3 separate regions of the Homo sapiens genome follow, and all the other regions are linked to region 1. The links are chromatin loops, found by intact Hi-C in ENCODE. Cell type or tissue: heart left ventricle. All regions are shown on one strand.

Region 1 (8,000 bases):
GAAAAGGAAATATTATTGTATTTTACATAGATAGATAGATGAGTATAAATAGTATCTCCCTTGTATAGATTAAAGAAAGCTGTTATCATTATCAGCTGACTCTGGAAAGAGGTGTCAGCTTAGTGAAGCCAGCAAACCTTAGTTTCCTCTGAGTGCCAGAGAGCCACTGTTATCATATTCTCTTTCATGAGCACCAAATGTGCTTTAGGTACTTTTCCTACATGTTCACTTATTATCAACAACCCTGTGGGATAATTATTAGTATTATCATTTTACAGGTGAGAAAATGTAGAATATTAAGTAGTATGTTTAGTGTCACAGAAACCGATAATAATGAATTTCTCAAACCAAAATTCAGATTGTAACGACACTTTAATGTTAAGAGGCATGTCACTGAGAAGCAAGTGGTTTGGGTTTCAATGATTGAGTTAGTTGTTCTCAGTCTGCTCTGCCCCAAAAGGCCATCTCTTGGTGTTTCAAGGAACAGCAGCTGGATTGCTTGATACTTACAAGGGAAAATTTTTTTATTTTCTTTCTTTTTTTATTTTTTGAGATGGAGTCTTGCTCTATTGCCCAGGCTGGAGCACAGTGGCGTGATCTTGGCTCACCGCACCCTCTGCCTGCCAGGTTCAAACGATTCTCCTGCCTCAGCCTCCCGAGTAGGTGGGACTACAGGTGTGCACCACCACGCCCAGCTAATTTTTGTGTTTTTTTGTAGAGACAGGGTTTCACCATGTTGGCCAGGCTGGTCTCGAACTCCTGACCTCAGATTATCCACCTGCCTTAGCCTCCCAAAGTGCTGGGATTACAGGCATGAGCCACTGTGCCTGGTCTTATAAGGAAAAATTTGTTAAGGCCTCTACAGAAACCACGTCTGGTGCCTATGGATGGACTGTTGTTTTTAGTCCTTTGGAGGAACAAAGTTTCCTAGTGTTTAATATCTATTATTATTATTTTAAAAGTAATTTTAAAAATCCTCGGGGAATGGCTATGAAAAAGATAAGAAGAAAGTAGTGATTTTTAAATTTTCATTCTATTCCCTGACTTTTTGCTGTATAAATTTTGGTAGCAGTCTTGTTGCCTAGACCTTATTTATCAAGCCATAGTCTATTTGAATAGTAAACCCCCAAAAATCTGGTTTTATGGCTGACAGATCTTTAATAAAAATGAATCCCTCTGCCCCTTTCTCATTAAACATTTGCTGGGGACTTTTTATGTACTGGCTATTTGTACTTGGATGTAGGATGTACATGTGAGATACAGCTATGCCCTTGCTAGTGAGTTTATATTCTCGTGTAAGAGCTCAGTAAGTAAGCTAGTCATCACAATGAAATGGGATAAGTACTGTGCCGGTGAGTAGGGTGCTGTGAAAGCATACCCCTGTCTTGTGAAGAGAGAGGGGAAGGAAGTCTTCATGGAAGACAGAATGTCTGAATGATCAGATCATTTCACAGATAGATTGAGAGGTAGGAAAGGCTAATTTTGTTGAAGAGAATAAGTGATGTTTGTTTTGAATATTTTGGGTGTGGCTATAGGTTTTGAGATCTACATTTGGTTTTTAAAAATGCGGGAATGGAATTTTTCAAAGAATTTTTAGCCTGGAAATGAATATTTGAGAGTTACTTGAATAGAAGTGATAAGATAGAAAAAGAGGAGAGGACACTGGGGAATACCTATAAAAATCAGAGAGGTAGAACTCCGCTAATGCAGGTCCTGGAAGCCACAGTCAGAAGACAAAACAGTACTTCAAGAAGTGATTGTTATATAGTCGGTGGAGGCAAATGCAGTGCTTACAAGTTGAGGAAGCAGAGTAAGGCACTGTATTTGATTAAGGTATCAGTTACTTGTGAGCAATATAGTGCAGGGTTAGATTTAAATCGACATTTTAGAAATGTACTTCTTCTCTATACCTTTTTTTTTTTTCTTTTAACATTGGTTCTTCACTTTGGAGAGGAGATTAATGGACCTCTTTGAAACTGTGATACAGAGATGGCGTACATTTCTTTTGTGCCCTGTCCATCCTCTGTTTCTTCTGAGAATCTAACTCACATTTACCTTGGAGAAAAACTCCTTATTCAGTACTTGTTATTATACTCAGGTCTGGTCAGTATTTGTTCCATACCTCCTGATCCTGTCATTGACCAGGGTGTGCACATTATGTAAGCTGGACCAGTAATACTAGATCCTGGGACTTTCCTTAAGCTCTGGAGAACGAGAATGTCTTATGTTGGATTTGAAGCTGTAAAGATGTCAGCCTAGAGCTGTCCTCATGGGGCAATAACAGAGAGAAAGACAGAGAGAGGAGGGGTAGGGATGGCCTGGGAGGAGGAGAGAGAAGAGTAGGAGGTAAAGAACGGAGACAGATAGATACACACTTTATCATATTAGTTGAGTCTCTGGATCTAGCCATTCCTGAATCTACTCCTGAACTTTTAAATTAATTGAACCAATACATTCCCTCCTTTTGTTTAAGCTAATTTGAATTGGATTTTCTGTTATTTGAGGCTGGAAGAGTCCCATTCCCATGAAGAATGCCTGTGTACTTAACATATCTTAAAGAATGCAAATGATTCGGGAGTCTCCATATCTGTAGGGGCCCAATGAAACAAAAAGTAATGAAGATCAAGTTGTTCCAAGGATAGCCATTAACTAATTAATAACACACACATACATATAAAATCTTGTTATTTATTGTAGTTGAGGGGATGGGATATTTTTATTAATGCCTTTTGGATTAATCAAGAATTAACACATTTATCTTCTTCAGTCTCTTTCATAAGAATATCCTTTGTGAAATATTTGGATTGCATTTCATTTGTTATCTGTCTCTCTAGGCTTATAAATATACTTGCCAACCACATACATGTCTTAGGACTCAGACCATAAACCCATAGATACAACGTAATTTGCCAGAGGTCCCATAAAATACTAATAATAAGGCTAGTTGTCCCTGGCTCTAGCTTAGTTAGGTAACTTGAAGAAAAAAGGAAAATGGCTGTGCTAATTTTGTTAGGAGTAAGCTTTCAGTTCAGTAGAAAATGACGATATATAGAAATATAATTCAATAAACTGTTTGATGGGTGGTACCATTAAAAATAACAGAGCAGTTGGGAAGTACTTGATATATAATAAAATATCAAAGGACATTGTCACATCTGCAGTCAGATAATAGTTCTAAGTTAGGTTGGCCACAGTGAGGGTGATTGTTTCTTTCTGGTCACTGCACTTGGCAGTAGATGTAGCTCCTGGCAGGTTCACAATGATGTTCGTTTTGATGAAATAGAACAAGAAAGTTGGATGGTAATAACGTGAATAACTGAAAATAAGCTCGAATTTAGTATACCAAATTTACTTTCTTCTATAGAATAATGCCAACTACTTTCTAATTAGTAGCTAGAAGAAATGGAGTAAGAGTAAAAAGTTTAGATTGAAATTGAGTCCAGTCTACATTCCCTCTGGTCATGTTTTTTTGAAACTGACCCAAAGCTCTCAACCTCTTGTTTTTTGCTTTCTTCCTTTTTTAGAATACCATTTATGGTTCGTATCCACCCCTTGAAGTCCTATATTCTAACTGAGCTTTCATCTATAAGCTTTTTTGGGCATTGTATGCAGAATTTAATAGCTTCCTATTTATTAAGAAACATTCCTTTCTCTTTGGGCAGAATTTATATTTTATTCCTTCTAAATGCTTTGTTAAATCAGAAGGTCGAGGAATAACAATATGCTGTTTCTGCCCTCTGGTGGTTGAAAGAGATGTTGTAAATAAGTAATTACAAAGATGTGTGTCCTATGACTCTAACCACCTATGGCATTATAGTTTCTTTTATTCCACCTGCATTTATTGGTTCACTGATGTATCAAGCATGTAATGAGCATCTTCTATATGAATGTCTTTATCAGTACTCTAAAGTGCCTTGTCTAGTAGCATTCTGGCCATTAGAAACAAGTTAACATATGTGAGGTCTTACAAATGAAGTTCCAAAAGCCCGCTTTTGCTATGTCTAGATCTGACTTTTTGCACTCCAGGTTTGGATTGCAAAGTGTTTTCCTATCTAAATCTAAAATTTCTAGATACACTGAACTTAATTGGTAGTACACATGGTGAATGAAAACTGAGGAAATATTGTGTCTTAGTCAACAGTAAGTATTTAATATCTCAGTTTCTGTGAGTCAGGAATTATGTAAGTGACTTAGCTGGGTGGTTCTGGCTCAGGTTCTCTTAGGAGATTATAGTTAAGATGTTAGTCTTAATTACAGTTAAGATGCAGGCTTGTCTGGGGCTAGAGGAACTGTTTCCAGGTTGATCCAGGTTGTTAGCAGGTGGCTTCAGTTCGTCAGTCATGGTGCTTGGCTTTACCCCTAGTTAGTGATGCAAGAGAAAGCAAAGAGAAGCCACAAGGGCTTCAGTGACCTAGCTCAGAGGTCAAGTTTTGCCATTTCTGCAATATCCTACTGGATATAAAAGTCAGATCTTTTTAGTGTGGAAGGGGACCAGAATATAGATAAGTTCTGTATTCCTATCTGATGATTTTAAATGGAACACTTAGAGAAGTAGGAAAAGAATGGTAATTGAGATGAATGAGTGTCTCTACCTTACTGAGGTGTAGAACCCATAAAGGTAACATACAAGAACATATTTTTATGAAAATGAAACTAGACCATTTTAATATTTTTTAAATGTGATCTGTTTCAATTTATGTTTCTTTCCCAGTTGGGTGAGAAACATTTCTTCTGATAGAGTGCCTAGTAAGTGGTGGCTGACCAAGCTTCACAGAAACGACTACTTGTTTGCTAAGATTCTTTGACAAATTACTTACATATTTGTGTTTTTTTCTTCAAGCAATGAAAACCATTTTTGGTCTGCCACCTGTCAGAACATTGCCATTCTCATCAAGGTCATTATGAAAAATAGAAAAAAATGAAGTCAATTGGGTGGTAAGGAAAGTGTGGCCACTTCACACATATGCAGGTTTGAACATTACTAGGTTGTCAAGAGCAGGTACAAATAGAGTTGAGTGTAAAGAAGTGTCCAGACTAGAATTTTACTTTAACATTAAGGACATAAGGACTTTGAAGTAGAATTAGAGAGGCAATTTAAAGTTACCAATCCTCTCTGCTCCTACCTTCCCCCAAAATTGTTATTTCCCTCCTCTTTCTTTCATCCTACCTTAATACATTTTTTTCATAAATAAAATCTGTTTTCAGATCAGCATGTTATTTTCACTTTGAAAAGACAAAAATTATACTTCTAGTGTAATGAATGTATGAGAAAGAAAAATATAGGAAGATAAGAATTTAAAACATTAAAATTTCATTAATCTGTCTTTCATATAAAGATTTCAATCATATTAGATTAGAAATGATGTTTCTGGTTCTGAAATTTTATTGATGCTTCTGGCAATGGCCAACTTAGAGTAAATATTTCAACGGAATAACTGTATCAGACCATGATGCTTGTTTACCTTTAAGGTCTTATTTTGCAGATTCAACTTATGAAAGTACTGTATTAATAAACTTGTAATCCCTAAAGACAAAAGAACAGATTTATAATACATATTATGTTGATTTAGATTCTATTCCTTTTTCAAATTAAATTCATTTTTTATTTTACCTTGTCATTGTCTGTTTGCATTTATAATTTATGTGTAAAGGCATTATATATACTTAATGGTAAATGGGATTCGATGTAAAAGAAAGCCTTTCAATGACCAATGTTTACTGAGCTTTTATTATACACCAAGACCTCTGGTAACTTTTGGGGTTACAGTGATGAATAAAACAGGCACTGTCCCTGAATTCTTGCAGCTGTCAACATAGAGCAAAGATAGACATTAGTCAAGTTTTTACACAGGTCAATAAAGTGTGTTTAAATGGGTTGAACCTGAGACTGGACATATATTTAGTTTACCAGAGAAGAATCTTCTAGGCTGAAGACACTCACAGGGTCTAAAAGAACCCAGTGTGCCTGGAACTAGGCAAGCAAGATGGGGTCCCCTAGCCATGGCTGGTGAGGGGGACCGGGGCCACACTGTGCAGGACCAAGTAGCTTCATTGAAGTCTTGGCAGTTTTTGGAGAATTAAATGATGTGAGAATTAGAGTAGAAACAAGGAGAATAGTTAAGAAGCTATTGCGTTTGTCTAAATGAAGAAAGATGGTAAATAGATGAAGAAAGTGTCAGCAGAGATGGAGGAAGGTAGACCATTTGAAGTGGAGATTTTGCAGATAGACTACATAGGATTTCTTGGGTTAGAAGAGAGGAATAAATTGCAGCCCTGTGATTCATGCAGCTGAGTGGAGAGTTCATGCTTAGAAATGGGAAAAAATATTTGTTCTTTTGGGGGAAAGGGCAGGGGGTCAGGGAGGAGTTGTGGATTGAAGGTGGGAGATCAACAAGAGATTCGTTTTTGGTAGGTTAAGTTTGAGATGGTTGTGGGAAAGCCAATGGAAATTTCAGGCAGGAAGTTTGGTATACCAGTCTGCAACTCAGGAATGGGTTAGGAAAATAAATTTGACTCATATCAACATATTCATGCTATTCAGACCATTAAACAGACTGCTCTCAAGTCTTGTGTAGACCAATGATAAGGACTAGGGTGACATAACTGCTAAAATTTTATTGACATAAATAACTCCTTTCTGAAAAACTAATAAAAATGAGAATGTTGCTTAGAAAAGGGCTCTTTTGAGAACAGCCAGAATTTTCCTTTCATTAGAGCTTTTGTGATTTAATGCCCCCACTTTCTATTCTTGATCTCATTCTAGTGGAATTTGGTTACTTGCTTTTCTGTGCTTTTCCAAAGACATTAATTTGTTTCTTTATTAATTGTTAAAATCTGCTTACAACGTGCGCTTCTTCATTTCCTCCTTGTGTCGTATATTTTAAAAGTTATTATTCAGCTGAGTCTTACTCTTTGAACTCTTACTCTTAGTGTCAGCTTCACTTCACCTTTTGAAAGAAAAAACCCAATCTTGAAATCCTCCTTTATCTTGTTAAAAAGTTTTAGGAAATATTTTGTTATATTTACTGGTAATTATATTTTCAGGGATAGAAATACTGGTTTAAAGCTAGGAAAACTTCCTTATGGATAATAATGCCTTTCTCTTGAAGCATTGCAAACAAGTAAATGAATTATCAGTTGGATAAATATTTCCTTTTTTGGTCTTTCAATTCCCCAAATAATTTCTTTTAAAAAATACTCATTTATTCAGGTTAATGCAAAGCACTGTGCCAGGTGCTGCAAGAGAGAAGGCTGAGAGATAACTGATTGCATTCAAGATGTGTACTACATGTGTGGCCCTCATCATGAAATCAGAGAGCTTTACATGCTGCGCATGAGTGATAACAATCTAAAAGTCTTAGTAGGAAATATAGTTATTGCTTGGACATTCTAGACTTAAAAATTAACCTTGAAAGCCCAGCATATCTAATCATTTCTAGCATGTTGGAGAACTGAAGATGATTCATTTAGCCAGAAATTTCAGTTATCTCAGTGTTATTGCAAGTTCCCTATCTGATCTTCCTCTTTTTGCTTGCCTTACTCTTGTGAGACAACTATTAGGTGTGTTTTAAATGGGTTGTCCCAAAGGAGAAGAGACTTTCCTATTCTCAGCCCTCTCAAGATAAGCAGAACTGAGATTAGGAAAAAAGCAACTGAGCCAGAGCCAATTTTCACAGGAATTTAAAAATATCAGTGTGAAAACAAAATGAGCAGTGAAGCCTAGCTATTTAAAGGGCATGCAAAAGAGAAGTTGGAAAAGGAACATGAGCTGGCAGCTAACTGGACGAGTGTGGTGACTAATTAGTTTCCTATGATGTAAACATATTTGGTATTTTATGTCATTTATTTTAATTTTTTTTGACCATGACTCGCAATAAGAAATAAATATTATTGGATGACCCACTGTCCACTTTATATAATACTAAAATGAAAATACTTTCTTCCCTTTACCACCTATACCTTCTCTTCTGTTTTGTTATTTTAAAGTACTGGTAGCAAAC
Region 2 (8,000 bases), 760 kb before region 1:
CATTGACTGGCATGAGGCCCTTCCATGAATAGACTCTTATTAAAGCTCTGAATGAAGTCTTATTTTCTTCAGTTTTTCAGAAAGCTACTTTGGGGCAAAGGAAAGTTAAGTGGATACACTTTGTGGTGTTCTGCTGTCATATTAAATGTAAGACTCCATTAAACTCAATGTTTAATTCCCTTAAAACTTTACTGTTTTTTGCATGCATTATTAAAATGCACACATATTAAAAAAGTAACATAGCCAGATAACAATTTTTATTTTAATATTTGAACAAAAATATAAAAATATATAAAGTATAAAATATATAAAAGACAATGTTTTAGGCGGGCGTGGTGGCTCACGTCTGTAATCCCAGCACTTTGGGAGGCCAAGGCTGGTGGATCACCTGAGGTCAGGAGTCCGAGATCAGCCAGGCCAACACGGTGAAACCCCCATTTCTACTAAAAATACAAAAATTAGCCGGGCCTGGTGGCGGGCGCCTGTAATCTCAGCTACTCAGGAGGCTGAGGCAGGAGAATTGCTGGAACCCGGGAGGTTGCAGTGAGCCGAGATCGCGCCATTGCACTCCAGCCTGGGCTGACAACAGCGAGACTCCATTAAAAAAAAAAAAAAAAAAAGTTTTAAAAGTATATTAAAAATATAATAAAATATTAAAGACTTATTCTAATTGACTAACGATTGTTAAAATACTTGGACCACCTCAGTAAGTTCTTCATTTGCTAAAGTTGTATGAAAAGTGGAGTCATTTGAAAGGCAACAATGGGTGCACACAAAGTGGTAAATCAATGTCATACTTGCAAATTCATGTAAACACAATTACGTCACTGTTTCCAAAAAGGTTGGAAGGGAAGCTTTTTTGTGTATAATTCTCATCCTTTCGAAAAAAAAAATCAAGCCCATTTTTCCTTTCAGTGATTCAAGGAGAAACTAAGAAGGAATAGAAAAGAATATAAATTATAAATGGACTGTTTGTTTTGAGAGCTTTGTTTGTAAGAATATGAAAAAAGAGAAATAAAACAGGAAGGAGTTTTCTTTAACTTTTAAGTCCAGGGTCACACGTGTAGGTTTGTTACATAGGTAAACATGTGTCATGGGGATTTATTGTGCAGATTATTTCATCACCCAGGTATTAAGCCTATGACCTATTAGTTATTGTTCCTGATCCTCTAAGGGGGGAGATTCAAAAGTGCCTACATCCCCTTAAAACAAATAAAAATTAAGAATCAGGCAACATGCACTAAGCATAAAATAATATTAATTATATTTAAAATATATCAGAGTTAAAAAATATAGCTCAAGCCAAGCATCATATTTAGGGAGTGACTGCTTCTGTGCAAAATGTTTGTGTTAAAACTTTAAAGATGCAGCTCCCATCTCACGATTCATGAAAAAAAAATACTCAAAATATCTTTCCTTAAAAAAAAGTCTTATTTAAAAAAAAAAAAAACTAGAAACCCATCAGTCATGAGTTTATGAGATTTTTTTTCACGTGGATGAATTACTGCTTCCTCAGATTCACCATATTCAAAACTGAACTAAATATCCTGTCTTGCTCACACAGGTCTTGAGGTCTTCCTTGTTTCTCACTAACATGACCAATTATTCACCAAGCCCTATAACTCTATATATCCTCAACAGCGCTCCCTGCTCCACAACTTCCACCTGTCACTATCAGTGATCAGAAAGTTGCCTCACCAGATACTGAGCTATGAATAAGTAAGATTGGAATGAAAACCATCTTGACTACTTGGCATCACTGTGGGTAGCCTTTCTGAGAGGTGAAATTGACTTAGGCTCACGTGAGTCTCTTCCACTGGAAGAGTGAATGTAGGATGAATAGCCCCTATTTTCCAAGGCAAGTGAGTTAACTAGAAGCTTTGTGTTTGAATTTAAAAGCTTTACCTCACAGTTTGCATCCTAAAAGGTGGCTATAAATGGGAACCATAACATTTGGAGCTTATGCCCAGGAGGCCCCTCCCCCATTATGTAACAATTAATTACAAAAGCTTAAATGTAGTGCCCCTTTCCATTTGGAATAGGAAACACTTTAACCACTAGTCAAGTATTGAGTTGAGTGGTGGCCCCAAAGAAGATATGTCCACAGCCTAACCTCAGAAACCTGTGATTTGTGAATGTGACCTTATGGAGAAAAAGGGTCTTTGACGATAGAATTTAATTAAAGATCTTGAGATTAGTTCCCCCTGGATTATCAGGGTGAGCCCTGAATCCAATGCCAAGTGACCTAAAGAGAGGCAGAAGAGGAGAAGACACACACAGAGAGAAGGTCATGAAAAGGGAGGCATTGATTGCAGCCTCAAGCCAAGGAATGCCTAGAGCTACCATAAGCTGGAAGAGGCAAGGAAGGTTCTCCCCGGAGCCTTGGGAGAGAGCACAGCCCTGCTTACACCCTGATTTTGGACTTCTGGCCTCCAGAACTGTGAGAATACATTTCTGTTATCACTAGTTTGTGTTAACTTGTTACGGCAGCCACAGGAAAATAATATAACAGACTTTATGAAGGCTCTGAGTCAATTGCCTAGGATGTCACATCATCAGGAAGCTTTCCCTGACCCTCTCCCAGCCACCATCTGGGATTGAGTATTGCTTCCACATCATGTCAAACAGCATACTGTTCATGACTCTGCCAGACATCATATCACACTCCCTTGACACCACTGCTGCCCTGTCCCTTCCCCCTCTTAGTCCACAGAGTAGCTCAAGACAGCAATCATGTCACACTCTTCCATGTACCAATCCAGCACAGTATCTGAAACTCAGTAGATACTCAAAAAATGTTTTAAAAATTATGAATCCACAGAAATGTCTGTAAGGCCATCAATATTTTCACACACAGTACTGGAAATTCCATGGTACTCAGGGAATATGAAATTGGGCACTGTCAAAGGCACTGCTGTGCGCCTCTACCTGGCTGCTGCACCCACTCCCATCTGCTGCAGTGACTGCTAACAAAATACGGCCCCTTCTCTGGAGAATTAGCCTCTGATTCCACAGCCCCCTGGCCTACGAAGTGGGAAAATCTCTAAGATATAATTTACATTCCAGAGCCTCCCCATAAATCAGATCAAGGTTAGACTTGACCCGAGATCTCATCCTTGTTAATTCCTTTCCCTTCCCTATAATTCTGCTCTTACTCCCTCATAAGATTTTTCCTGAAGAGCACTTCTTCAGTAAATCACAAACAGTGAAATTCTGCCTCATGTCCTGTTCTAGAGAACCTGACCTACAATAAGTATTTCTTATGGAAGATAAAAATTTAAATATGTGTTTTTAGAAACTGGAGCATCAGTATGCTATGGGATACATCGTAGGTAGAACAACAGTATTGCAGTCTTTCCCACTCCTCCTACCAAGTCTGATTGAACAAACTCCAAGAGAGAACCAATTGGAATGAAAAACTGTCTGGTAGGAAACCATATTATAACACAGCTCCTTTTATAAGGTGTCACTTAAGGCACCTAATGCAAAAATCTCTTCAAAATGTTCCTTTCAAAGTATGGGGATAACCTGAAGTGAGGCTCCCATTTGCAAGCTCTATCAATGTAAGGATCTTTTTTCTGCTTTATTCACTGATATATCACAAGTACCTAGAACAGTACTTGGCACTTTATAGACATTCAATAATTTACTATTCAATGTATGAATAGGATTAAGTTTCCTGGACTCAGCTGTGCACATGCAGACTTATGTCGATAGGGGGTGGAGGAGAGCTGCTTCAGAGGTCAACTAAGAGCTGGCCTGGCTAAAGCAATTCCAGGAGATTGACCTGATCAGAAACGAGGCAATGGATATCACTAGTGAAACCAAAACTGGAGAAGAGGGAGAATGTGAGCAGAAGTCCAGGACAAACCAAGACAGGAGTTAGGGCCTAAGAACAAGTTGATGGAGCAGCATCTTCTGTACCAGTTGAGAAAACCACGAAATGAATTAAGCCAATGTTGTCTCTGGTACAGGGTATTAAATGACCATATCCTGTGACTTTAATATGCTATCCATAAAACTGAGATGATCCAAAAATCTGTCCATTTTTTTTTTAAATAATCTTCCCTCAACTCTTTTATCTAAAATTTTGGGGGCAAGTTCTCAAGTCACAGATGACTTTAAATAAAGCAAAAAGATGTGGAAATTTGGCATCATGAGATTCAAAGTCACAGTTGTCTCTCTCACCCGCCTCTCCACAATACGTATCCCCTAATGCCTGAAATTCTCTCATTTGCAAGTCACTCCTTGAGGTTAAGTATTGCTCTCTTCCAGCAGTTCTCTTCTAATATGAAAATATATATATTCTGAACCTAATGATTATGGGAATTAGTTTATCATTTTTTCATTAATGTGACAAACATAGAGATGATGGACACTGTTGAATGATTAACAATAAAACAAAGGATGATCCTTGCCTTAAAGAAGCTCAGGGGCTAACATTAGCATCCAGGCAGGAGGAAAGAGCCCACTGGCCACGTGGCAGGGACAGAGTAGAGAGAGGGAACTCAACAAATTTTGTCCACTTTACAGTTTTGCCTATGACCTTTTCCAAATAAAAGCAGAGAGGCAAGGCCAGACATCCAGTGAGTAAAAAAGTCTGTGTGCTCCCATTCTGTCAGTTTTAAATACTGATAAAGGCTTACAAATGAATACACAAAGGAGGTAAATGCTCTCTCTTTTTGTTTTGATGTCTGGAACACTCCCTGAAGCAAGGGGAAAGAGCTGTACTTCAGGGAGGTCTTGCAGAGCAATACAGCACACATGATACAGAATCCATAGGGGGCTTTAAAGCCTCAGCCCTTTACCTTTGAGAATCATTATTTTGCAACTAATTTATTTTTTTACCTTTACAATGTAATAAATGATGAATTATTGCTTCATCTTTTGTTAGGGAAAGATATGTCTCACTGACTTTTAATATTGATCTGCTGTAATCATCTTTCCACTTTGTTGTCCTCAGAAATGTATACACAGGATAGAATCCCTACCTTCAGCAACTTGCTTAAACCAAAAGCAACTGTTCTCTATCCCAACCAACCTGAAGGAAAAGAGGCAGATAGTGGTAACAAGGTTTCCTTTGTACACAATAATCTGTAAAATCCATTAGCATAGTTTTCCAGTGAAGGCATAATACAGGAACAGTTGTTTTTGTCTGTTTTGTTTCTATTTTATGCAATAGAGATTTTATGTAGTTCCTTTAATAAAAAGATTTTTAAAATACCATACAATCTTTAAATAAATTTGGTGTCATTTAAGCCTTATTACTGCTAATAAATATCTATGAAAATAGAATCTTATACAAACTTCTACCACAAATCAAGTCAAAAGCCAAGAAAAGAGCTCCAGCATCAATGTATCACTGGTTTAAATCATTTTTCCCTCAAAATCTTCTATTTTGTTAAGAAAAAGTGAAGAGTTATGGAAATGAACATTATGTATATACATAATGAACTCAAATGTTGAAACTTGGACCCACCCAGGCCTTTGGGAACTGAGCTTCCTAATCCACTGTCCAGCAATTTTTCATTATAATAACCACATCCAATTACATCACTGCTTCCTTAGATAGTAATCTGGTTTCCCTATAATAATGTTAGTCCCCCACTGTCATAGTTTATACTAGAGATTTGGGTTAAGTCCCTGAAAAGCAGTATTATAGTGTTTAATTATTTATTGTTTCTCAATCAGACTGACTTTGCTCTAGCCAACAAAAAATATGGTTGGCAAAAAGGCATTCTGTTTAGAAATTATTCTTGTCTTCTAATAATATTTGAATTTGGCATCCAAAAGGAATACACTAACAGATATTCATAGAGTTACAGTATTTTGAAGCCAAATGGGACTTGAAGGATCATCTGCTATCCCAGAAAGGGATCTCAACATGTTAAGTGATTTTTCCAATGACAATCATCTAAGCTGACTGAAGAATTGAAATTAAAATACGTTTATGATATCTCATGCCCAATTCAGATTTCTTTCTAATTCAACATCTACTTTCAAAAAAGGGTAATTTGAAGAATTCAGGAAATGTTTGTTTTTTCTATCAATTAGGAACTCATTCAAGTACTGAAGATGTGACTTTTTTTTTTTAACTTAAGAGCAAAACTGAAATGAAAACCATATTGAAAATTGAGATATTTAAAAGCTCAAAATTGTTGCCCCTAGTTGTTGGCATGACTCACAAGTGCTGTCAGTTGTAAATGTTAATAAGTAGGTATATACAATAAGCCCACTAAAATTGTATCCTTGAAGGAGCTTTGAAGTAGATAGCAGATTGTTTCCAGAATCTTTCTTTTATAGTGTCTAATTGATATTTAAAACATTAAATGTGTCCCGGCGTGGTGGCTCATGCCTATGATCCCAGTACTTTGGGAGGCCGAGGAGGGTAGGTCATGAGATCAGGAGTTTCAGACCAGCCTGCCCAACATGGTGAAACCCCATTTCTACTAAAAATACAAAAATTAGCTGGGCGTGGTGGCAGGTGCCTGTAATCCTAGCTACTTGGGAGGCTGAGGCAGGAGGCTGAGGCAGGAGAATCACTTGAACCCAGGAGGCGGAGGTTACAGTGAGCCGAGATCACGCCATTGCACTCCAGCCTGGGTGAAAGAGCTAGACTCCATCTCGAAAAAAATAAATAAATAAAAATAAAACATTAAGTGTGCTCTTTTAGTTTTACTATTAAACCATGAGTTATGATAACAATAACTGAGTAATCTACTTAGTAGACTCACTTTGTACTTATTTTTCAGCACCTATTTCATAAAACCAAGACTTTCTCAGTTTTCTCAAAAACACTGTTCAATTAAGCAACTACCAATTATGCTAATACAATTAAGTCACCCATTTCATCAAGTTAAATGAGTTAGAAAATAAATCCCTCTAGGATGGGAAAGAACATGACAATAATAAAATGTAGGCAAATGAGTGTTTGGTTTCCTTCCAACTAAAAATACACAGTAAGCAGTAGGGTACAGGCCTGAAGGACAGGGAAAAGATCTGGGATGGTGACAGAAAATTGAATGTCATCAGCTCATTGATGGGACTTACCCAGAATCCTTTCATCTTATGGCTCAGTCATTCCCTATCCTCATCCATTGGTGCTGCAGTAACAGAATATCTGAGAAATAAACAACAGAAATTATTTCTCTAAGTTCTGGAGGCTGAAAAATCCAAGATCAAGATGCTAGCAGGTTTGGTGTCTGGTAAGGGCCCAGTCTCTGCTTCCGAGATTGCACCTTGAACACTGCATCTTCCAGAGGAAAGGACTGTTGTTCCTCATGTTGTAGAATAGTGAAGAAAAGCAAACTGACTTTTGGGAGACTTTTTTATAAGGGCATGAACCCATTCATGAGTGAATAGATCCTGAACATCTTCCATTAGACCCCCACCTGTCAATACTGTTGCAATGGGGATTAAATTTCCAGCTCATGAATTTTTAAAGGGAACACATTGAAACCATTACATCCCCTAAATTTGGAACTCTCAAATGTATTCCCTGAACCTGGACCCAAATAAGATAGAATCATAGCATATAATCATAGAATCATAGAAAGAGAATCATAGCATAGAATCATAGAAAGAGAATCATAGCATATAATTGTAGAATCATAGCAAGAGAATCATAGCATGATGTTGGAGATGCTTTTAGATGCTAATAGCAGACATCACTTTTGTCTATATTCCGTAGGCCAGAAGTCAGTAATAATGCCCCCACCTAACTGCAAGGTGGCAAAGGAAAGTGGTCCATGTATGTATATATACAGAAGCAAAATGCAGTTTAATTTGGTAAACCTGTAGCAGTTTCTGCCATACAAGTACAACAGCATAGATTATTCAAGAAACCTCTCCATAAAGTGGTAGAGGAAGAGGGCATGAAAGAAAAGCCAATATCCACCTTTCCACATATTAATTGGCTTTCTTTTCAAAAACCAAAATTAGTCTTAACAGACAAAAAAAGATTACTAGCTAACTACTCCAGTAAGAATCATCATTTTAAT
Region 3 (8,000 bases), 630 kb before region 1:
CAATTATAGTGCTGTAGCTTACTATTAGTCCCTCCTGAAAAAGGAAATGCCATATATGTATTTGGATGAAAAAAGTTCTTTCAGGCCCTGGCCAAAAGAGAAATGTAAATAGGCTTTATTCATCTGCCAGAATTCCATCTCTCCCTATCCCTCTACTTCATGCAACACACTGAGATCTGTAAAGAGCATAATCTTGGATATCAGTGATCTTGCCTACGGTGACCTATCTCCCCTTCCCATTCAAGAGGACATGAACTAACGTGGAAGTAGATCTGAAGCTAGAACCTCATGGCAGTGAGGCGGACCTTGTGATCCTGCCTGCATACCTCTGCCAGGCCAATCTTCCCACTTACCAATGTTATGTGGTATGTTCTGTTAATTAAACTTCTTTCTATGACTTTGGAATAAAGAACTTGTTCTCCATTGAAGCCTTAAAAGGCATCAAATTATGGAAACTAGGACACATCATTTCTCAGTTCAATAATTTTCCTTGGTGTGCCATCTCCTGTCTCTCACTTCCTAGGACCTTATAATCTGATTGTCTTTGTCAAGATTTATCCAACTACCCGCCCCCTGTCTCCATTATTCCACATGAATCCTTTTCTGGATAGGCCATTCTCTCCATGTATATTCATTCCTGCATTGTCTGTTTAACTCGCTTTGCTAGCTCACTAGAAACACTCCAATGGAATCATAAAATTTCTGGAATACAGGAAGATTCTGATCTAACTTTTAATCCCACCCATCCCTTGATATTCTGGACAGCTAGTACCTCATCCATGAAACCTTATCTGATCATTCCAGTACTTCCCAATCTTTTCTTCTATAATTCTCTCGAACATGCCGTCTTTTGTGCTGTCCTTAATTTATTACTGAATTACATACTGTCTTGTATATCAGTTTAATTAATATATTGATGAGTTACATCAATTTCTCCCAAGTAAAGCAGGGAATGTATTCCCAATTCTAAGAATATCTGAATATGAAACAAGCCCTATTTAACAGAAAATGCAATTTAAACATCAAATATCAAGTATATAAAAAGCATATAATAATAACTACAACTTAATGCAGTGCTTCTTGTGTGTCAAGCCCTGTTCTAAGTGCTTTTCTTACAGTAATGTATTTAACTGTCATAACAATCCTATGAGGTATTAATATCTTTATCTACATTTTTATACTAGTGAATTGAGACCCCAAGGAAGTTAAATAATTTACCAGAGAACGTTCTCTATGCTCAAAATCACCTCTTCCATATGTGGGCTCTCAGGAATGTGCTGCTTTGTAATTCAGACCACAGTCTTCTCAAGGTTTTTCAGAGCCTGCGTTGGCTGAAGTTGAACAAAGATATATTCTCCAGCCTTTCTCAGGCACTCATCCTTTTATCCGGAATACCTCAAGCATCAGCAGAGAACAGAAGTTCCTTTCTGGAACTGCTATCTCTATGCTACCACCAGGAGTCCCCTGGATATTTGGTTCCAGATCTGCTTTGCTGCCCTGAGAGACCCCTAAAGGGTAACTTGGCAGCTGACTTCCTGGAAGTCACCTTCCTTCCTTTTCCTTTTGTGGCCCATTCCACAATGCCATGAGCCTCTCTCTACTTTTTTTTTCTTCTCAGAGAAATATCCCATGAGGCTCACTATCCCCTAACTTCCAAGAGCCCATCTCAGTCATATTTTTTAATCTTAAAGTCTCAATTACATACCTTTATTTTTAGACATGATTTAATGTGCAAGTAGCATATCTGTTCAATTTCTCTGTGTTTCTTGCTCAGCATATATACATCAAGCACTGAGGATCTTTTCTATCACACATCCCATCTAGCACTATGAACAATCTCTTACAGAGGGGCCAGCAGCCTCCATTAATTGTAACTGTAACTACCATTTAGAAATATTTCCTGAGATCTATCATTTGTATATTATAAATTTCTGAAACAAATTATGTATTATGTTGTTTGGAAATCCTTAAACAATGAATAGAGTGAATTTATGAAAGCAGCCTGGGATAATTAAAAACAACTTTAATGGAACTCTAAATAACAGGATACCCATGACTCAAATAACTGTTAAAAATAATGTAGACTTGTTTACTTTGTGTAAATAATATTGCTATTTTGTGCTGTGTTCCCTGATATCACATGGATTTTAAAACTTAGGGAGACTAAATGCAGACCTCGTTGCACATAATTCACCAAAAAAAAAATGGTTTGTCATAGATCCATCATTGGTGTCTTCGTGCTTCAATGAGTGGCATTAATTCATAGATAGATAATTGATAAAAGTATATTATATACATATAATATGAGCCCCTCTATATTTAAACTCCTTGTTCTTTTTATTTCTTTGTTCTGATAGGCTAAAAGTATTTTATGCCACTGTTTATTGTGATACAACTACTAAGTTACAGACAAAAGTAAGACAAGAAAACCCCTTCTCCCTTCTCCACTAGGCTCACAGATTGGGATCCCGAGCCAAGACCAGGCCATCTGAGACATAACATATGTGGCTACTTTAAGTGCCCTGGTCCTAACTACAATATTAGCACTAAAGGGCTGCCCCTCTTGACCCTATTTGAGACTTGAAAGAAATAAACAGCTTTTTCCTGCCTCTTGGAGAATGTACTCTATTTATGAACAACCCAAGATTTTTCCTCACTCTTGGACATATCCATTCTAGGTCAAGAGCTGATCCTAAGAGTTTCAGGCGATGCTGCATACTGTGTGGAATTTAAAATCCTGTACAATTAATGGTATTTAGAGGGAAAATGGAAAGTAAAATTGGTTTGCTGGCCACAAATGCTTTTCACATCATCATCAACTACTCTCTGTTTCCCTTACTCTCTTTCACTCCCCTTACAGCTGAGTGCTGTTGAATAGAATCAAGAAAGTATCATGACACAGTCCACTGCAAATTGATACTCTCATGTAATATCTCTGCAGAGACCACTGCTAGGCAACAAAGGCAGCCATCCATTAAAATGTTGTCCAAAAGGGTTATTTCAGAAATTTCAATCACTCTCAAACCTCGGGTTAGCTGTCCTCATCAAGAGCTAACCTATTTCACAGACCAGACTGGGATCATTAAGCATAAACTTCCCTGCCTACCTCCCCTCCCACATAGAGATAGTGCTTTTCATTCTATCCATTTTCTCCTCCAAGAGAGTGAGAGGACATTTTTCATGTATGCTCAGATATTCCACTTGGCCTGCCATGTAAGTTCTCATTTAGTAAGTATATGATCTGCTCGTCAGCTAAAACTGAAGCCAGCTTCAAGCAAAACAAAACCCCACACTTCAAAAAACAAAACCCAAAACAAAACAACAAGACAAATTGTTTGCAATCATGAGCTATTTTGACAGCAAAAGAACCCCGTCTGGTAGCCTTAGATTAAAGGCTCTACATGGAGTCAAACTGTAAGCTAAGAAATCCCAGAAACCAATAGGGCTTGGCTAGTTTCTAGTGGAAACACACAGGCCTTCTACTCTGTTTACCTCTGCTTAGCATATTCTATTGTTCCCTGCTCATTGCCCAATATTCCTCAGTGTAAATTCCAGAGAGAGGCAAACTCTTTGACTTAACTAGTTGCCTTTGTCCTTATTGGACAAGTTCCTTCATGTGAAGCCACAGTGGATTTCGTTGCCCAGCCGTATTCTTATCATAGGCCACCCTTTCACAGAAAAATAGCCTAGAGCTTCTTCTGTGAACTTTGAGCTGTGAGGGAAGTCTTAGGAGGGGCCATTAGGCAGAATAGGCACAGTGACCATCCAACAGGTACAACTTTGAAGCCGTTGGAAATGTGGATGGCATCCCGAGAGTGCACCTGGCCTCCACATCATGGACACAGGAGCCAGAATCCCTGCACCACTGAGGGTTTGCAGACTCAATTTCAGAAATTCTTTGTTCCCCTCATTCCTCATTTATTTCTCACGGCTAGGGTGTGAGACAAGACTCTTTATGCTCAAATGTCTTAAAACATAGTTCAATGATTTTATATCTTTTTTCTCTTCAAAACTGAGAAATAGCATGAGATGGAAATGCAAATCCTTGTATACTTTTATCATTAAATTTTCTTATTTTTTTTACTGTGATGCGAACTGTGGTTACAATTCCACAAATAAGAGCCAATGTTTTCCTTTGTCTTAGCTTAACAATTGATACCTACAGAAATAAACACTACCAAGGGGAGATAGGGACACAGAACCAAGAGAAAATAACAATCAAGAAGTCCAGCTTTTCCTAAATAAGAAAGCAGATTCAAAGGAAAATGTAAATTAAAACAAGTAGAAATTTCTCCTCTCATTGTGAAAGTCTCCCATTATTTTTAGTTATAATAACAAACCTGAACTAAATTAGCTTTATAAACTATTTTTAACTGCAGATATAACCACTTATAATATCTGTACTTCCTAAGTTGCACGGCCCAGTCACATTCATTATGATGTTTGATAGTGTGCTTGCTGTTCTTAATTTCTGCAGTAGGGGAAATGCTGTTTTTGAATTATATGAATTAAACTGAGAATTTGCCTAAATTGCCTAAATTCCAAGTCAGGATACACCTTAGCTATTAAGCTTTGAAAAAAGATATCGTAAACTCTTCAGGAGACTATCAGTCTAAAGGTTAAAAGCATTTGAAAAGTTTAATGTACCCACCAAGAGTACCAGAAATCATTACTGAAAAAAGATGAATAGTCCAGATGGCGCTGTTTCCCAACAGCTGTTTTATGCACAACAGCGCTGTGTACCTGTTAATCCCCATTGATATTTCTGACCCTACGCATTGCATACAATTACTATATACCAGTGATTTAACAAGCAATTAGGCTACAATCGTTTACTATTTTAAAACATATTTTTCACATTTTAAAGATTTTTATTAGCACCATTTATCACTATTGATTTTTCTTTACTGTTGCATGTTAAGATTTATTTTTTTTGCTTTGCATACAACTTCCTTTTAATATCATTAATAAAATAAAATGGCTTTGGGAGTGGGAACTGAAAACTGGAATATCATTTCACTGGCATATCACTTTATTCATAGTAAGACTAGCCCATCAACCCTTCCCTGGTTCCTTGATTCAGTTTGTTCTGATTTGGTCACTTTCATAAGGCATCTATCTAAAAAGGTAAAAGAATGATCCACTCCCAGCCAAGTCCACAGAGCCTAAAACTCTTGTTTGAATGCAGTTTGGTGCCTGTGATGACATTTACGTAAGACTAGCTGAACTTGTAGCATGAATTCTGAAGACTTGAAACCTCAACTTGGAAAACAACAAAGACCTTTAAGTTTGTTAGTCTTTAAGCCATATCTAAACTGTAAAGCAGGAAAAGGGGATGGGGAGAAGAAATAAAATAAGAAAATAAACACTAAAGATGCTGCTTGTTCTTATCCTTACCTAATATCTCTCTTGTAGGAGTTCAAGAGAGCACCACAAGTCAGTTTCCTTTGAACAATAAATTTATACATTCATTTTCTCTTGTATCCCTCTTTGTATAGTTTGCTACCTTTTAGACTCATATGCATTTATTTCTTTACTCATTGGTAGTAGATTTTCTGAAATAATATTTGCTTAATACTATTTAATTTCCAAAGACTTTTCCTACTTTATCTAATTTCATCCTATCAATGATCCTGGGAAATGGCATGGCTTAGCAATCAGTTATGTTTTATAAATACAGCAATTGAGTCTCCTGAAGTCATTCAACAATGACTTTCTTGAGATCACTGGCATGAGTCACCAACTGCATTTTATAGATGCAACAGTTGAATATCCTAAAATTGTTCAACAATTACTTTCTTGAGATCATGGGTAGACCTAGTGAGTACAGATTAGAACAAGGTTTATTTCTTGCATAATGAGCGCTCTTCCCAGGACACAACTATGCCAAATCATGTGGAAAAAAGTTCTGCATATGGAACTCTTAATGTCCTGACTGTCAGATAAATATAAATGTTCTTTAACTTTAGTGTCTTCAGATTAGTTGAAAGACCATCATAAGAAAAACATCTACATGCTTATAGCTGTGTTTCTCAAATTGGCATACCACGCTATCAAAGCCCCAAGGATTCATGTGACATATCCTTTTTAGTATCTTATTTTGTTTAAAGGATTAGAATATAAACTGTAAAGTTTGGAGTCAAATGTGTACCTACACATTACATACATGTGCAACCAAAATCATCATGTGCTTTTTCCATGTGTGCAATTTTGAATTTTTAAGAATAAAAGTGCATAGAAATGAATTGTTTTATCATGTACCCAGAATACATTAGCAATGATTGTCACTGAGCTCATTTAGGAATAGTAAATTTTTTTGCTTAAAAAATATGTGTTTGAATACTTAGTGCAGTATGAATTTGTAGTAAAATAGGAATTATCCGAAAGCATACTCATAAGCTTAAGTAAAAGAAAGCACTGGTCATATATTTCAGAGATTACAAATTCAATGCCGAACTACTGATTTTCTTTATGCGATAAAAGAAACTATGACAAAGTTTTATTAATTCATTGTTCCCCTTGAATGATTAAGAGTGACTTGTAAAGCTGGACACTCAGTCAGTAACTTCAATACAAAAAACAAAGTAATGTGTTTCTTGCACATGCCAGAATACTGCAATGAAATGAAGTTTGAGATTTAGATGAAGAAATTTGTTCATGGGGAGTCAGTCAATTGCAACTCTTCCTGTATTTATATATTATGAACTTACAGTATCAGTGGTAAAATAAAGAATGTTCTCATGCAAATTCCTTCACAGAAGCCTTATGAGAAATATTTTCCTGTGACTATTAAAGAGACTGACCATTGAAACAGTTATTCTATCCAACTGCCAAATATATGAACAATTTAAACTGTAAATTGAAATACGCTGTCATAGAAATCTCCATCAGGTGTTGCCTAAGAACCTTGGTTCAACTGCCAATGGCATCGTAGTCATCTCTCCTCAATGCTTAGTCTGATGTAGCTCATAAAGCAGCGAAAAATGTTTGCCATTTGTAGTCACATATCAACATAAATGTGAATTTATATTTAATTTGAGAAAAAATAATCTGCCTAGATGCTGAACCTGACACAGAAGATCAGAGCTCTGGATTCAACTCAGTTTTCTGAGACTGATAGACTCAATTGCCCATTCACACACACAGTGCTAAGAAACCTGTTAGAAGCAATTGTTTCTGATGATAAGCAATTAAAATATTTAGTTTGTATAAAAAGTGCATGTATTATGAAGTAGAATACAATGTATACACATTTTTTAAGATAGGACCTAAGGCTTAAGAAATTTTATGCTTATTATAGGTCCCTTTAGACTATGTTCCTTGGCAGCTAGAAATATGTTACATTTTTTTTACCTAAGGGTTATTTCTATGTAAAAATCAAAGGTTCATTGTCTTAGTACCTTTGATCCACCTGAGAATTCCACAAGTTATTGGCTTATTTTTCTCTGAAAGACAAAATTGAATTATTGTTTGCTTTTTAAAATCCACAGTGAGAGCAAAGACTAAGGAATCAGATAAACATGAGTAGAATTCTTCAGTTACTACTTCTTAGTTGATGTCACCTTTGGTATGCATTTAACTTCTCCTGGTCATTTTCTTATCTATTGCTGAAATAATTGGACTGCTCTTCTCTAAGGATGAAAAGATTAACATGAAGCATTTAGTGTACTACCTGCCAAGGGATATATACTTCCTCAGGGCAGAAATTTGGTTTCTCTTCTTTACCTCCCAGCACATAGAATAGTGCCTAGCAAGGGAGAGTTAAAAGTGTTTATCAAGACTGCTTGGAGACTTCCCTTAGGAAACTTAAGAGCTAAAATCCTCCCAGCTGCTGCTTTATTCCTGTAATATAAGGATAATCCAAAGCATAATCCTGCTAATGCTGCCATTAAACAAAATAAATCAGGGAGCTATTACTTGGATAAATTAGATCCTCACAGAGGCCTGAAACCGACTACACTCAGAGCCCCAGTCCCAAGTCCAATTACAGTTAACAGCAC

What was found. Peaks named below come from ENCODE experiments on the same cell type or tissue, not always from the same donor. Only the 100,000 strongest peaks of a DNase experiment are listed, where the experiment ranks them.
Region 2: it touches region 1 in a loop (11-fold over the local background); 42 of 110 quality-filtered maps call a loop at or near these places.
Region 3: it touches region 1 in a loop (4-fold over the local background); 4 of 110 quality-filtered maps call a loop at or near these places.

Annotation. Positions count from the first base shown.
Region 1 is chr12:19,183,182-19,191,181 of GRCh38, forward strand. The region is part of intron 3 of PLEKHA5 (pleckstrin homology domain containing A5); the gene reads left to right. Among named protein-coding and RNA genes, the nearest start is that of PLEKHA5, 57 kb to the left of the region's middle. In heart left ventricle, CTCF peaks have their summits at 462 and 3,721 (motif pointing left); no DNase peak of the experiment used is centred here; H3K27ac peaks cover 6,309 bases.
Region 2 is chr12:18,426,900-18,434,899 of GRCh38, forward strand. The region is part of intron 18 of PIK3C2G (phosphatidylinositol-4-phosphate 3-kinase catalytic subunit type 2 gamma); the gene reads left to right. It overlaps LOC124902891 (a long non-coding RNA gene), which reads right to left. Exons shown (of 3, transcript XR_007063234.1): 2 at 7,051-7,120. Among named protein-coding and RNA genes, the nearest start is that of PIK3C2G, 170 kb to the left of the region's middle. In heart left ventricle, CTCF peaks have their summits at 3,696 and 3,901; no DNase peak of the experiment used is centred here; H3K27ac peaks cover 289 bases.
Region 3 is chr12:18,548,331-18,556,330 of GRCh38, forward strand. All of the region lies in intron 26 of PIK3C2G (phosphatidylinositol-4-phosphate 3-kinase catalytic subunit type 2 gamma), which reads left to right. Among named protein-coding and RNA genes, the nearest start is that of PLCZ1, 190 kb to the right of the region's middle. In heart left ventricle, a CTCF peak has its summit at 4,694; no DNase peak of the experiment used is centred here.